Regions from separate parts of the Mus musculus genome. Here region 2 is linked to region 1. The links are chromatin loops, found by intact Hi-C in ENCODE. Cell type or tissue: gastrocnemius. All regions are shown on one strand. Each heading gives the region's core, and the rest is flanking DNA. Links, peaks and the distances in the headings are about the cores only.

The links. A loop is a pair of places that touch in the nucleus more often than their neighbours do. Peaks named below come from ENCODE experiments on the same cell type or tissue, not always from the same donor. Only the 100,000 strongest peaks of a DNase experiment are listed, where the experiment ranks them.
Region 2: it touches region 1 in a loop (2.8-fold over the local background); 2 of 42 quality-filtered maps call a loop at or near these places.

Annotation. Positions count from the first base shown.
Region 1 is chr1:82,095,956-82,098,881 of GRCm38, forward strand. No RefSeq gene overlaps it. Among named protein-coding and RNA genes, the nearest start is that of Mir6344, 34 kb to the right of the region's middle. In gastrocnemius, for the core only: no CTCF peak of the experiment used is centred there; no DNase peak of the experiment used is centred there.
Region 2 is chr1:81,975,991-81,978,916 of GRCm38, forward strand. No RefSeq gene overlaps it. Among named protein-coding and RNA genes, the nearest start is that of Mir6344, 150 kb to the right of the region's middle. In gastrocnemius, for the core only: no CTCF peak of the experiment used is centred there; no DNase peak of the experiment used is centred there; H3K4me3 peaks cover 256 bases; H3K27ac peaks cover 737 bases.

The DNA.
Region 1 (2,926 bases), core at 109-2,608:
GGAGAGGGGAAGGGGAAGGGGGAGAGGGGGGGAGGGGGGAGGGAGACAGGGAGACAGGGAGAGAGGGAGGGAGAGAGGAATGCTGGTGCTCTGCTTACTTTCTCCTTTCTTATTCAGTGCAGGACCACAGCACATAGAATGGAGCTGCCCATACTTAGGTAAGTTAGTGTACCTTAATTTAGTTAGTGTACCACTCTAGAAACTCCCTCAAAGGCATGCCTAGAGCTTTATTCTAGTAGTGATTTTAAATCCAGTCATGTTGAGAGTTTCAACCAACACATACCTATTATTGTATACAACAACTAAAAATATTAACTTTAAAAAATTGAAAGAATAGACACAGAGGTAAGACAATAATAAGCACAGGCAAAGATTGTGACAACATATATAATGTATATACATACATTCTACTTTGATAATTGCATTCTGTAATGAGGAGACTAGTCACATTTGCTGAGTAAATTTGATCTCAGACTATTACAATCAAGCCAATTGGAGTGAGTAAAATAAAGTTAGTGGCACCAGCCAATACCAAATGCTAGCAATGATGTGCAGGAACTAGAACTCTTGTACATGCTTGTATATTGCTGGGAATAGAAGGTAATGTCGCCATTCTGGAAGAGTTTGAATGTTTTTATCTATAACTAAAAATAAATGTGCTATACTACCCAGCAGTTTCACTCTTGACTACTTATTCTGCAGAATCCAAACTTATTTTCAAGAAGAGAATTATTGAATAACTATACCACCAGTGAAAAGGAATATTAATCTATCATTAAAATTGGTAATTATGATGACTGGGTAGAATAAATTTAAAATGATCCTAAAACAATGTCAGCTTAAAATGCAGAAATAAAAACTACAGATTAGACATTAATTAGTATGGTGGTTTAGATATGCTTGGCTCAGGGAGTGGCACTATTAGGAGGTGTGAACTTGTAGGTGTGACCTTCTTGGAAGAAGTGTGTCACTGTGGAGGTAGACTTGGAGACCCTCCTCCTACCTTCCTGGAAACAGTCATTTGCCTTTGGAACAAGATGTTGAACTCTCAGCTCCTCCAGCATCTTGACTGCCTGGACACTGCCATGCTCCAACCTTGATCACCCGGATGATAATGAGCTGAACCTCTGAACATATAAGCCAGCTCCAATGAAATGCTGTCCTTCTATAAGAGTTGCCTTCTTCATGGTATCTGTTCATACCACTAAACTAAGAGAGTAACTGTTAAGTATGCAGGGAATAAGAAGCAAGAGAACAGCTGTATTGTCACAAGAGGGGAGCAGGATTGATGAGCGTGGTCATGTCTTTCTTTTCTTCCTCCCCCCACCCCCCCCACCAGGAGAATCTTTGCTGCTATTCTTTAATATTGAATTTTTTAAAGAATAAAGTCAAAAACATAAAAACCATTAAAGAGAAAACCACACTGTACAGAGACTTCTTGGAAAGGAGGTGCGTACCTGAAGTGCTTCCTGTTGCTGTGGTCTGTACCATCCATGGTGTGATCTTTATCAGATTATCCTGAAGGTGCTGAGGCCAAGATCCTTGGGGCTAGAACACAGAAGAGAAAGGATGTGAGGAAGAAAGATAAAGCCTGGAACAGAATCGAGAGAGGTGGCTTGGCAGTTAAAACATTAAAAACACTCGTTGCTTTTGCAGAAGACCACTCTTCCATTTCCAGCAACCATGTGATATGGTTCATTACCTGTAACTTCAGCTTCAAAGGATCAGTCATCCTCTTCTGGCCTCCCAAGGCCGCAGAATTCATGCATGCATTGACACAAGCACATGCACATAATTTATTTTTAATTAAATAAATATTTTTTTTAAAAAAGAGGAAAAGAAAGAAAACCAAAAACAGCACAGCCACTGCCTATGCAGCAGGTTAATTGAGGAGGTAAAAATGGAGATCTTACTATAAAGGAGTAAAGAGTTAAATAGGTAGAAGGGCAAAGGGCTCCAAGAAGAATGGTGCTGATGTTGTGACTATGCCACCATCAAAACCTAGACAGCATCAGGACAGAGAAGCAATCTAGAGGCTGGATAGCAGACCCAAACTTCTTAGGATCAGGAAGAGAACAGGATAGGGGGGAGGAGATACCAAAACAACATGTTAAATATACAAAAAGAGCAACTTCTGTTTGGTGTCTTTGGTGGTTTGAATAGGAATGACTCCCTTAGTTTCATATATTTAAATGTAAGATCATTAAGGATTGCCTACATCAGAGGGATTAGGAATTGTGGCCTTGTTGGAAGTGTGTCACTGGGAGAGGGCTTTAGGGTTTCAAAAGCTCAAGCCAGGCCTAGTGTCACATCTCTCTTTCTGCTGTTTGTGTATCCAGATGTAGAAATCTCCAGCACCATATCTGCTAGCAGGCTGACATACTGCCTGCCATGATAACGATGGACTAAACCTCTGAAACCATCAGCAAGCCTCAGTTAAATGCTTTCCTTTATATGAATTGCTGTGGTTGTGGTGTCTCCTCACAGCAATAGACTAAGCTAAGACAAGCTAAGACTATGCCAGAAGATAATCATAGCAAATCTTGCATCCAAGACTCTAGCAACATAAATGATCAGAGGAAATAATAATAATAACATTTGGTACACAAGTCATTATTCTTTTAGTTATTTTGATTTCCATATGTAAACCCAGAGGTCAAGAGCATCCACATCATTTTGACAAAACTAACCAGCTAGGCACACCTCAGGCTGATATTCCTATGGGCCCCTGTGAATGCCCAGGTTTACTTGCTAAATGCTGGGGTGGTTTGAGAAATGATGTATTCCAGAATAAAACTGAGTTCCAAGGAAGATGGCCTATAAGCTGGAGCATGGACTTAGAAGTGACCTAGATTTAGACCACATAAATGACCTCTCTGAGCTTCCCCTCCTCCATCCATAAGATAAGATGAGAATAGAATATCTA
Region 2 (2,926 bases), core at 179-2,678, 120 kb before region 1:
GAAATACAGATGGTGACTGGTTGAAATTCTAGGGAAAAGATTGCTATTTGTTTATTCAGACTTGGAATTTAAAGTGTAGAGTTGGGATAGCCATTTTGAAACCACAAAGAGATGGCCTGAATAGAAAGAATCTTAGTAGATCTTCAGTTTAGTGATTGAAAAGGCATGCCCAGGTTCATATGCCTCTCAGAACATCAACCACAAGCCTTACCTGAAGACAGGCATCAACTGTGCATTCCAGAAGGTAAAAAAAATAGTTCCTTCTGTCCAGGAAAGCAGACCCTCCACATGCTTCTTAGAACCAACCGAGTGTTCACAAATGAATTTATTCTTACATGAGTATTCCAAGAGAAAGGGAGAAATATTGGTTTAAATACTGTAAAATAAAGAAGTGATAAAAAGTTCAGAGTACAAAATGGCATCAAATTAGGCGTAAATACTCCTCAGAAGTCCATACTTCCTTCTTTCTTCTTTCTCTACTACATGCCAATTTTTGTAGATATACATAGAGCTCAGAAATAAACATAGCTGTTATCTCTGTAGTCAATAAAAATGTTATCATCTCTGACCATAACATTATCCATTATTTAAATAAAAAGTCAAAATATTTCCAAACATAGCATTTAAATATTCACTCTATTTTACAGATATACTAAGACTAGGCTTTAAAAAAAAAAAGGAAGCTATATCATGCCTTCTTAAATAACTTCCTCTATTTAAAAATCTTATTTCTATAGATAAAAATGTGGGAACAGAGTAAATGAAGGGGAAAAGTAAGTAAGTTCCTCTATGATGCCTGCAATGAGAATATAGTATTAGTAGTGACTTCAGTCATTCTAGAGACTTGTGAAGGTCTGTGTCTTCATCATGAGTATGATAATGTTGGGAACCAAGACTATTTCACACAAGACCTTAGATATGTACAACACATAAGTATCAAAAATAAATCAAGGCTAAGGTCACTGCCCGTGCATAATGTAATACAAGGCATAGAATGGCATCTGCCCCAAGCCACATGACATACTTGCCACTCTAAAGGAAATACCAGTCCCAGGTCCCAAATTACAAGTGTCCACAATACCAAAAACATCCAACATGTCATTGCTTTGTGGAGGCTCTGCAAAAATCTATCTGTATACAGATTCGTTTTAACACAGATCCATTTTTTAGAGGAAGCTATGTGTTCTGTATCAAATCAGGAATGAGAGTCGTAGCCAGTAAAGATGGGAGGGGGAAAAAAGATAGCTTATCCCTTACTGCTGGCAAAGCCAATTAGGCGTATCTTTGTTTCATGACAGCTATATAAAGAATTGGGGAGCTGAGAGCGTGGGCATTTGATACGGATGTGCAAACTAATTCTTTCTGTTGGCTCGCATAAACAACATTTCATGGAATATCCGGTAGATGTTTTTCTGGCTTTCCTTCCCTGAACCATGTAAGGCAATGCAATCTAATACATGCAATGATTTCTGTCTTGTATCCAAAAAGAAAAATAAAATAAAATACACACACACACACACACACACACACACAAACTTCAAGTGCTTATTCAAATAGAAAATTTAAAATGAGCTGAACTGCCAATCCCTGTCTACTGGATTATTCAATCCAGAACTCAAACCAAACTCATGTTTGCCTTGTGTCCTTCATAGATTTGACTATCTGAATTTCTCTCAATATGCAAATTCAATTCTAACTTGAGTGGGAGTTTTTATCGCTGTCATTATTTATTTCATCACATTTAACCTTCTCCAATGTATTTATCAATCTTTTTCTTCTCCTAGACCATGAGTTCCTAGGGAGCCAGGATTTCATGGGTTAATTAATATTTTGGCATCACTACACATATATACTGGAAACAACTTTGCATGAAAAAGAGTTAATATTAAAGTCTACACTTAAGTGCATGAAGCAGTTTTGTTAATATTTTATTGCAGAGACCCTACAGGCAAGGCTGATTACTCTTCTAGCTAGCACTCATCTGTTTTGATAAGACATTATTTTGGAGAGTCCCAAAAGCCCTAGAACCATAGCAGTCACACTCCCAGACTGTACACTCTAAATCACACAAATGCTAGCTCTGCGCAGTCCTTCTCTCTTAACAACCACCCTATGAGAGGGTGTTGTACCATGCAAAGATCGCAAATAACTAGTGCTTAAGACACTTGGTAGTTTCAAGGCCATATGGGCTGATACTGAACCTTTATGCTATGTTGGAAGCAGACAGAGTTCCTATTCTGATGGTCCATGAAATAACACACAGAAAGATGTCAAGACTAAAGGCAGCAGATGGGTGGTTCATGTCACTAAAAGCTTTGACTTTCTTGCTTTTGTCAAATAGCTTTAGCAATGAAATCAACTACATAAACCTATCTAGTCTGAATGTAGCTGTTGAAAAAGTTAGATAAGATCTTAAATCAGGATATTAGCTGGCCCAGTAGGGTTGGCAAGACTGAAACAATTGGGCTAACAAATGTCCCTGGTTTCCTGGAGGAACAATGACATAAAGGGGGAAATATGAGCATTTTCTATGACAACTGGACAGGGTTCACTAGGCAGCTGTTACTGTGAACAGGCGAATAATTAATGGCAACTATTTCCCATTTGCACACAGAAAATAACAACGTTTTTTATAAATGTTACAGTCACTTTAGTAATTGAAAGAGGTTTTTTTGACATATAAAATGGATAAAATGATTCTTCTAAACAAACTCAGGGGAGGGCATGATTTGGCCTAAGCTGAAACTGAATTTCATTATTTTGCACAAGGAATCTATATTGAGCTAAAGAATGAGCAAGCAGAATGTGACCCCAATGGAGGGAATACCACAAGGGCTACATTTTTAAAGCATTTTAGAAATCCTGGCCTGTTTTCCAAAACCTTCTTTAAACAATACAGGGGTTGGAGTGGAATGGCTAGAACAGT